2 separate regions of the Homo sapiens genome follow, and region 1 is linked to region 2. The links are chromatin contacts, found by Hi-C or POLR2A ChIA-PET in ENCODE. All regions are on one chromosome and are shown on one strand. Each heading gives the region's core, a stretch centred on a gene start or an enhancer-like site at or near the end of the contact. The rest is flanking DNA. Distances are from core to core; before and after follow the strand shown.

What was found. Hi-C counts contacts between places; a loop is a spot of excess contacts on that map. ChIA-PET counts read pairs that join two places held with the same protein, here RNA polymerase II (POLR2A). Pooled maps may share reads with other maps.
Region 1: a loop to region 2 is called in a pooled map, with 6 times the contacts of the local background. The contact joins two enhancer-like sites. A Hi-C loop is called at or near these places in 4 of 50 pooled maps. POLR2A ChIA-PET finds 5 or more read pairs at or near these places in 3 of 52 experiments (IMR-90, activated CD4-positive, alpha-beta T cell and naive thymus-derived CD4-positive, alpha-beta T cell).

What each region holds. Positions count from the first base shown.
Region 1 is chr1:223,723,049-223,727,873 of GRCh38, reverse strand. All of the region lies in intron 2 of CAPN2 (calpain 2), which reads right to left. Among named protein-coding and RNA genes, the nearest start is that of CAPN2, 13 kb to the right of the region's middle. RefSeq lists an enhancer at 1-383. Within about 2 kb of position 1,254, at least 33 of the 41 ENCODE cell types and tissues checked have a DNase peak (open chromatin) inside an H3K27ac peak, as active enhancers do.
Region 2 is chr1:223,228,003-223,232,831 of GRCh38, reverse strand. SUSD4 (sushi domain containing 4) reads left to right here. Exons shown (of 9, transcript NM_017982.4): 6 at 3,444-3,635. Among named protein-coding and RNA genes, the nearest start is that of TLR5, 87 kb to the right of the region's middle. Within about 2 kb of position 2,236, at least 5 of the 41 ENCODE cell types and tissues checked have a DNase peak (open chromatin) inside an H3K27ac peak, as active enhancers do.

The sequences.
Region 1 (4,825 bases), core at 5-2,504, 500 kb before region 2:
GAAGCTGAGCAGACGGAATGGCCTGCCAGTGGAACCATTCTCCAAGAAGCAGGGAGGGCCCTTCTCCTCCTTTGCTGTGTTCCTCCCAATGCTAGTGGGAAGCTTGAAGCTCCCCTCCCACAGGCTCAAATATCCCAGCAATGCTGCCCTGACCCCGTACATGCAATGTTTTCTCCTTTCCTACAGTATTTACTCATACTTGCGGCTGGATTAGATTGAAGCAATGCTGGAAAGAATATTTAGTTTGTCTTCAGCAACTCACCTACTGATTACCACTGCTATTCCTACCTCCCATCCGGCCACTCCCTTGCACCAGGCTCCCCAAATGGCATTCTGTGTGCCCAGTGACCCCCACAGTACCTCCCCCTTCACTCCTGCTCTGCCAGTGGTTCTCAACTGGGGGCATTCCATGCACCCCCCAACTCCGCCAAGCCCCCAGGGGACATTTGGCAAGGTCTGCAGACATTTTTGAGTGGCACACGGGGGTGTGTGGGTAGAGGCCAAGGATGCAGCTAAACATCCTATAATTCACAGGACAGCCCCCTACAATGAACAATTATCCAGTCAGTTGTGCCAAGGTTGAGAAACCCTGATGGATCTCAAATCGTACCTGTTTTGCGTTATATTTCTTTAGACCTTTTGTTCTTTTGTTTTGCATGCTGACAGCTAGATACACGATAAACAGACCAAGCTACTGAAGACTGCTCCTGGCTAAATTTCACCCTTCCTGAGACAACAGCATTTTAACAATCTCCAGCAGACCTGACACCCTGTCCCAGAGAGACACATCTCTCAAGGTCCTAGGCAGCCCAAGAAGGCGGAGAGCCACATTTTCAGGCAGCTGTGGGTCTTCGCTTTGGAAGGGAGGAGAAGGAACCTCTGAAAAGCCAATTCAGGGCCATCCCTCTGAAACTGGCAGGGAGGGGCTTCTCTAGAGGAAATGCACACCCCGCCAGCGTGCTAGGCCTGCGAGAGGGTAGCTGATGAGTCACCCTGGGCCATCCCTTTGTTACTCATTTCAGAGTCTGGCAGCAGCCCAGAAAAGGATACCCCCAAAGTGGAATTCCCCATGCATGTACAATCATCCTTCATTTGTATCAGGGGCTGGGAGGGGAGGGGGCAGATCCTCCATTTTACTCATGCCCCACCCTTATTAACAAGAAGTCTTCAGCCTCCTTCCCTAAACTGCACACACATCAGAACTGTGAGCCACAGCCAGTGATCCAAACCACGTGTCCCAGGCCTTTCCTTTCCCTTCTCCCTGCCCTATCTGCCAGAAGGGAGGCCCTAAAAGGGAGGATGGGAGGGAGGCGAGGGTGCTGGGGCTTGACATTCACTCTTCCTCTCTCTAGTCCCTTGCCTGTCTCAGCCGTGCCCTGGACCAGAAGGACATAACCTGTTGCATGTTTTGTCGTTTTTGTGTCCCTGTTCCCTGCAGCCCTGACCCTCCTGGGCCATCGCCCCCACGGTCACTAGTCAATATCAGAGTTTTTATCTCCAGTACCCCAGCAGAGGTGGCTGCTCCTTCCTGATGGCTGCCCTCCCCCCAGGCGCAGGCAAACCCACCCTCTTCCTCCCCATCCCTGCTCTCATCACAGACCCCACAGAAGAAGGGAGGAGGAGGTGGAACCTTGCCCTCGGCTGCCAATTCCTGTCTTAAATTCCTGCTCTTCAGGAACTCTCCTTTCTTAGCTCCTGGAGGAAGCCCAAAGACAGTATCTATTTTCCTGACTTCCTGAGGGGATTCACAAAGCTGAACTACTAGTCTTGCTTGGGCTGGGGTAGCAAAATACAGGAGAAACATCATCCTGAGAATGGGCCCAACAAGAATGAACGTGGGAAACTTTCTCACTCGGATCCTGGTCTCCCGAGAGACGGAGGAAACCCACGAGGCCCTGGGTTCCAGTGGCACCTTTCTGTCACATAGTCTTAAAGTTCCCTGCATTGTAGGAAAAGAAAAAGAAAGGACGCAAACATCGTCATTGTTCCCATTTCGCAGATGGGTGAGTGGAAACTTATGGCTAGAGATCACAAGGTACTGGAAGCACGTGTATGTGCTGGGATAGGAGAGAGTCCACGTTCCTTGGCACTGAAGGGCCTCTGGCCCTTTGTGGGAAACATCAGGAGGCCATGACCATTGTGTGACCAAAGAAAATTACAGCAGGAAACTCCTCTGAGTTTCCGGACCTTCCCCCTGGGACACCACCTCCTCTGTCATACCCCTCTCCAAAACTTAGGTGGCCGCCAATGTCAAGTGCTAAAGCTGGGACCCAGTCGGGTATTCAAGATGTGCCACAATGTGTCTCCACCTCAGCGACGCGACCTCATTTGACAGTACTCCCCTCCAGCTGTACTGTCCCCAAAGAGAACGTGCAATCTGCATGGATTAAACCTTTACTATGTACCAGCCTCTGGAGCTCTGAGCTTTATATGTCTATTATTTCATTTCATCTTTACAGTCCTCTGAGGTAGACACAATTTTTTTTTTTTTGAGATGAAGTCTCGCTCTATTGCCCAGGATGGAGTGCAGTGGTGCGATCATGGCTCACTGCAACCTCCACCTCTCAGGTTCAAGCGATTCTCCTGCCTCAGCCTCCTGAGTAGCTGGGACTACAAGTGCATGCCACCACGCCCGGCTAATTGTTTGTATTTCATATTGTAGTTTTGTAGAGATGGGTTTTCACCGTGTTAGCCAGGATGGTCTTGATAGTAGGCACTATTATTATCTTCATTTCACGGATGAGGAAACTGAGGTGTGAAGAGGATAGTGATCCACTCAAAATGACAGAGCCAGTATGTGGCAGAATAAGAGGCCAGTCCCTAACTGCCAGACACCAAGTCCTCATTCGCTACCCTGATATTTACAGATGTTTATTGATGTAGGTTTAGCTGTTTGTTTTGAGACAAGGTCTCACTCCATCACCCAGGCTAGAATGTCATGGTGCAATCACGACTCACTGCAGCCTTGACCTCCTGGGCTCAAAGTGATCCTCCCACCTCAGCCTCCCAAGTAGCTGGAACTACAGGTGCACACCACCATGCCCAGCTAATTAAAAAAATTTTTTTTTGTGGAAATGGGTTCTCATTATGTTGCTTGGCTGGTCTTGAACTCCTGGGCTGAAGGGACCCTCCCACCTCAGCCTCCCAAAGTGTTGGGATTACAGGCATGGGCCACCATGCCCTGCCTGTTTATTGACGTCTGTGCATTGTTTGGCTCTGATGTGAATACTATCCCGCTTTGGAGAGTAAAGGCTGAGAGGCTGGATTCCAGAGCGCAACAGTCTGCTGCTGTGCAGTGCAGCAGCCACAAGGAACATGTGGCTATTTACATTTAAATTAAATAAAATTACAAATTCAGTTTCTCAGTTGCATGAGTCATATTTCAAGTGCTCCACAGCCACACAGGGCTAGTGCTGCTGTTTGGAGCAGTGCAGATATACACGGTTTCCATCATCACTAGAAGCTCTATGGGACAGGGGTGGTCTAGAAGTGGCCTCACTGCACACCTGCTGGCCAGGCCACCTCCTCCTGGGGCTCAATCATCCAGACAGTGTTGCTAGCCAGGACCCCAACAGACCTCATGGAACCCACGGTCCTTCATTTCTCAAATCCCCAGATGAGTGTCCCTTGGCTGGTCTTCTTGGGGACTGGTGCTGAACAAGGTGGAGATATAATTCCTCACAAACACCAGTCCAGCTAAAGCCAGATGTGTGAGGGTGCAGGGGGCTGTCGAGGAAGGTAACATTCTAAAGTCACAGAATGTCAGAAGTAGTGGGGCATCAGGAAAATCTGTTCCAACCTTCTAATCTCAGAGACAAGATAAGACAACTATGGCCGTATAGGGGCGTGGTCTGGCTCCTGGCCACAGGAAGCTGGTGGAAAATCTAAAGAGGCACCCAAACAGGCAAAGAGTCACCCCTGGATCCAGAGGCCCATGGGGAGCAGGCTGGAGCCCTGGAATCCCACTTTGCACGCCCTGTGGCTTTGCAGGAAAGTATATGGGAAATGGGGGATTCTTGAAGGGGGTCCCACTGCTCCTATTCCTGGAGAGGGGGCAGGGAGAGCTAAGGAGAGATTTGTTCTTCAGGCATCTGATGTAGCTGGAGACCGTGGGTACCATGGCCAAAGCTGAGGCAGCCAGGGTGGGACAGGGGCCTCCAAGCAACACAGCAGTGTTAGCAGTTCACCTGGACCTGTTGATGAGCTGTCTTAGATGCACGAAGGCAAGAGATGTCTCATCTCGTCTCTAAGATCTTAGATCTTAAGTGCAGAGGGAAGGCAGCTGGGAGTGTGGACGGCAGCCACAAGGGAGAAAAGTGCAAGAGCATTTACAACCAGAAGAGAAGCCGAGGGGACATGATGGCCCATGGACAATGTAGCCATGGACAGTGCCCTGGGAGGCTGGTAAGGGGGGTGCTGGGACTGGTGGTGAAGAGATCATTTTTAAGAAAAAGAATGGATTTACTTTCTCCATCAAACCAGCCAACATCTATTTGCTAGTCTTTAAACATTTTAACTACATGGGTACTTATTTATTTACTTTTTGAGATAAGTTTTCCCTCTGTTGCCCAGGCTGGAGTGCAGTGGCTCCAGAACCAGGCTGGAGTGCACGGCTCACAGCAGCTTCTACCTCCTGGGCTCAAGTGATCCTCCTGCTTCAGCCTCCCGAGTAGCTGGGACGACAGGCATGTGCCACCAAGCCCAGGTAATTTTTTTGTAGAGACAGAGTTTTGCTATGTTGCCCAAGCTGGTCCCAAACTCGGGTTCAAGCGATCCTCTTGCCCCAGCCTCCCAAAGTGCTGGGATTACAGGTGTGAGCCACTGC
Region 2 (4,829 bases), core at 987-3,486:
AACAAGCTGCCTAACACCCTGAAGCTCATCAGTGGTAGAGCTGAGGTTTGAACACAAATTTGGGTAACTCCACAGCCCACGGCCCTATATGCCACTCCGTGCTGCCTGCCTTTGCTCATTAAATGATTGATTAAATGGTTGATCTGTATGGTACAGAAATTCTTGAGCACACCATGGGACCATTTGCCTCGGGGTGAATGCAATGATTTGAACAGTCGTTCATCTTTCAGGCCCAGTGAGAAAAAAATGCTGCTGATAACAAACTTGCATACATTTATGTGGGCTCTTTCATGACATTTTCTGTGCTTTGAAAAGAGTTTTGGTAATTTTCTAATCCTACAGTGGCCCTCAGGGGCTTGTTTAGAGAGCCTTTGAGGAGAAGTGCCTTCCTGCTCTGTGTACCTCTTTTTCTCTTTCATAAAAATGTTAGATATTTAAGGTGTACAACATGATGTTTTGAGATACATCTACACAGTGAAATGACTATTACAGTCAAGTAAGTTAACATAATCCATTTCCTGAAATCTACTCTCTTAGTGAATTTCCAGTGTATAATACAGTATTATTAACTGGAGTCTGGATACTATACATCAGAGCTCTGGGCTTCGTCCTATGGAACTGCACCCTTTTACCCTTTGACCTACATCTTCTGATTCCCTCTACCTCCCCAACCCTGGTAACCACTGTTCTGCTCCCTGGTTTTATGTATTCAACTTCTTTAGATTTCACATATAAGTGAAATCATGCAGTATCTTGTCTTTCTGTGCCTGGTTTATTTCACTTAGCAGAACGTCCTCCACGTTTCTCCATTGTGTCCTAAATGGCAGGATTTCCTTCCTTTTTAAGGCTGAATAATATTCTGTGGTGTATATTGCCTATATTTTCTTTATCCATTCATCTGTCAATGGACACTTGCCATACCCTTGACCACAGAAAGGGGCTCCTGTCCCAGAGAAGATGCCGGCCTCCTGAGCGTACAACAGCGCTGGGGAATGCTCCAGCAGTGCAGGGAAGGGGGCCCCCAGGCAGTCCCGGGGCCACTGGAGACCCCTTCCTTGTGGGAAGAACCAGGAATTGAGTAGAGGAGAAGCAGCACGGAGGAGGGCCTCCAAGGAGAGAAGAGCCCTTACGGCCACATCCCTGGATCTCCCAGGACCAGTTCAACAACGTGGCCAGTGCCTTTTTCTCTCTCCCTGTTCCTCATCAGCTGTCCTTCCCTTTGCTTCCTTCTGCTTTATTTCCTGGAGATGCTCCCAGAGCACCCTGGTGGTAGCAAACTTGAAAAGAGCCCCTGTTTGTGGAAATGCAAGGGGTTGTGTGACTGCATTTGCCAGCCCAGGAGAGACCCTGAGGCAGAGCAGCAGAAAGCTCCTGGGCCTCAGAGTCAGAGCTCAAAGCCTGTCTCTGCCAGTGTCCACCTGTGGGATGCTCACAGCAGCCACCTGACAGCCACCATTTACTGAGCACACCTGGGCCTGCCAGCCTCAGATCTGCCCTGGACCTTCCCTGCACTGCACCAGATCTAGACAGGCTGTCCACCGCAGACCCTGTTTCCCAGACCCCCTTGTCACCTGGCTCCCCACTGGCTTTGTCCAGAGGGAGCCTGGAGGGTGGGCAGGTGGAGAACCAGGCTACTTCTCCCTCACTGTTCCTGCCCTGGGGACATCTCCAGCGGGGTCTGAGTTTCCCCGGGCTCCAGTTCCCGCGGGATAGACCTCCATGGTTCCACCTTCCACTAGGGACCCCAGCAACGAGACCCCTTCATCCCACCAGCCCAGGAGCGGTAGTGGCTTCCTGCTCTCACTAATCTTGGGGTGTTCCTGCTGGCTTCTCCACTTTGCCATCACCTCGTTAAATTCCATCTCTTTAGATACTCAAGTCCTGGTTTTCCCTGAATAATCACAGTTTGTCAGCTCTGAACTAAGCCCTCACCAGCATTTCTCGAGATAGCCCTCAGAGACTCTTGTTGTACAGCTGAGGACCCTGAAGCTCAAAGATGCACAGGGATTGGTTTAGGGTGACTCGGCTGGTGAGTAGTTCAGCCGGAATTCAGACCTAGGCCTGTCTAGAGCATACCTGGGCTTCTACTCACTCCTCTAGTTGCTTCTGTGAGTTTCCGTTTCCCCTTCTCTGAAAGAACCAACAAGATCTACACTACAGTGTTGTTTGAAGGACTAGAGAGTGCCTGTAGTGTGCCTCCAACCCTGCTTCACACGCATCGGGACACCTCCGGCAGGGTGGCCTGCTCTGCAGGGAGGGCCATCTTGTTTTCCAAGTGGCACCCACTGCTGCCAGTGAGTAGTTTCAGTGGCCAGTGTGGAGAGGGCACCTCTTCTGGCCTGTATGGTGGGCAGTGCCTGTTCTGCACTGGCCAGGGTGTTTGGTTACCCCAAGGGAGGGAATCAAAAGTTAACTCTTTTTCGTTTAGGTTTTTTTTTTTTTGGTCAGAATTCTTACTGGTTTCTGTGAGTGTGGGTTTGAAGTTGGCACTGATAGAATCTGTGGTTTGACTGTTTCTTGAAGAATGTTTAAGCAGCAGCACTGTTTATTTCTGAGTCCTCATCCAAGAATGAGCTCCTTGTGGCATAAAAAGCACCGAACTCCCACTGAAGCCGTCTTTGTGGTGACAGAGATGGAACCGTCCTTACCTCGCAACCTAGAATGCAGTACCAAGATACTAAAGACACTAAAAACAACTTTTTCTTCCCCTAACATGATGGGATATTCGAGTCAGAACCCTAAGGCGTCCTCCTAGGGTAGAATAAGCTTCCATTTGACAGAGGAGAAAAATCAAGGCTCAAAGAGGTTAAGGGATCTGCTTAAGGTCACACAGTGTGGTGTTGGTGGCAGAACCAAGCCTCATGCCCAAGGCACCTAACTCTGGTTGCCCTGGAGGCTGTGCCCTGGCTCTGCAAGCAGAGCTAGAAGAACTGCTCCATGTTCGTCATTGGCTAAGCCTCAGCAGAGCTGTAGGGGATCAGGTTAGGGACACTGCCCTGTGATTTTAATAGACCCAAATTACTACTGTGGTCACAGAAACAGGCTTGGGATAACTATGCCTTTCAGTAAAGATTTTGTACAGAAATATGTTAATTTTATTTACTAGGTTGTCTGGCACATAATAGCATGCATTATTAATACAGTAGCTTAATACTCTCTATTAAATAGGCATACTCTTTGCATTGTAAAACGAACCTCTCTTTTACGATGTACTTCACAATGCCATGTCACAACGGCACGTGCTCAGAATATTACAGCAGGCTTCCATTCCGCCTTCCATGAAATACTAAAAAAGAGACCATCTCTAATGCAACTCAGTAGCCTGGTGATTAATCCATAAGCACATTTTTAACTGAGTTCTCCTAGGCCATTCTTCGTCTTAGGGGCTTCAGACAAAGGTGAGCTTGTGGTTCTGAAACTTTTATTCTCCCCTACTGCCCAAGTCTGTCCACTACCTCCAATGGTGAGTCACGGAGATTTCGTCTGCCACCCGCGGCCTTGTGAGCGCTACAACCACGGAACTGTGGTGGAGTTTTACTGCGATCCTGGCTACAGCCTCACCAGCGACTACAAGTACATCACCTGCCAGTATGGAGAGTGGTTTCCTTCTTATCAAGTCTACTGCATCAAATCAGGTAAGACTGAAGGCCTCACCCTTGGAGGAGATGGACCCTCCTTGGACCATCTGCACATAGTGGGTGGTGGTTATGTACCAAGCTGTATCTCTCCTCCCCCACCCAGTGTCAGGAACAGGATATCGAAACATATCATTGCGGGTCGATGGGGCTGCTGTTGGGCTCTGTGCCAGATGCTTGTAGGTCCTGTTCAGACAGTCAAGAGTATTAACTGTCTGCTGGAGGTCCTTCCATGGATGCTAGGGGCCTAGGGACCCTATTCAGAGGGTCAGGAGTATTAACCTGTCCATTCCCAGGTTAAAAAGCTGACCATCTAAACAGGGTCCCTAGACCCCTAGCATCCATGGAAAGACCTCCAGCCTCCACACTCTTTTTTCTCCCAGCCTTGTCCTTTTCCACTGGTAAGGACACAGGCCTGTGGGTGTGACCAGAATTAGATGCATTGCCCTGGACCCAAGCAACGCATAACTTTACCTTTCTCTTCCACTCAAGGACACATATCAGAATACAGATGATACTGTGGGTAACACCTGCTCTCACTTGTAAAACTATAGGCCATTTGCAAGCTTCAGGGCTTCATAGTTAAAAGCAAATGACTTAATTGCAAACCACCTTCCCCACTGGCCTCAGTGCACCTGGGTAGTGACCACAGGATAGAGACTGGGGCACCAGCACACACCCACTGTCTCCTTCCCACTCTCTCCAGCCCTTTCCAGGCTGGGGATGCTGCCCTGAGCAGTGCTGATGACTGCATGCCTTTCCCCTGGACACAAGGAAGCACTTGTTAATGCCAGGTCTCTGGAGGCGCACACATGATCCTGTGAGCCAGCCGGGGGAGAAGTGCAAAGAGAGTGTCTAAGAGGGTGGTCATGACAAGGCAGAGAGACATTTAAGAGACAGGGTGGCCTGTGCCCAAAGGATAAGTCTCTTCTGGAAAGGTCTGCTCTTGCTGCCCCTGACCTGGCAGGCAGTTGATGGCTAGAGGTGGTAGGGCATGAGAGCTGTGGAACAGGGGTCCCCTTTACCCTCTGTTTCTTGCTTTACCCAACCCCACAGCATATCCCAGAACATTCACAAAGGGCCCAGCTTCCCACTCCCCCACCCCTTGGTCCATTTCGGAGCAACTTCTCCAGGCAAGAGAGATGCCCACCTCTGTTCTCAAGAGGCAGATGCATTATTTAAGCCTGTGCCAGG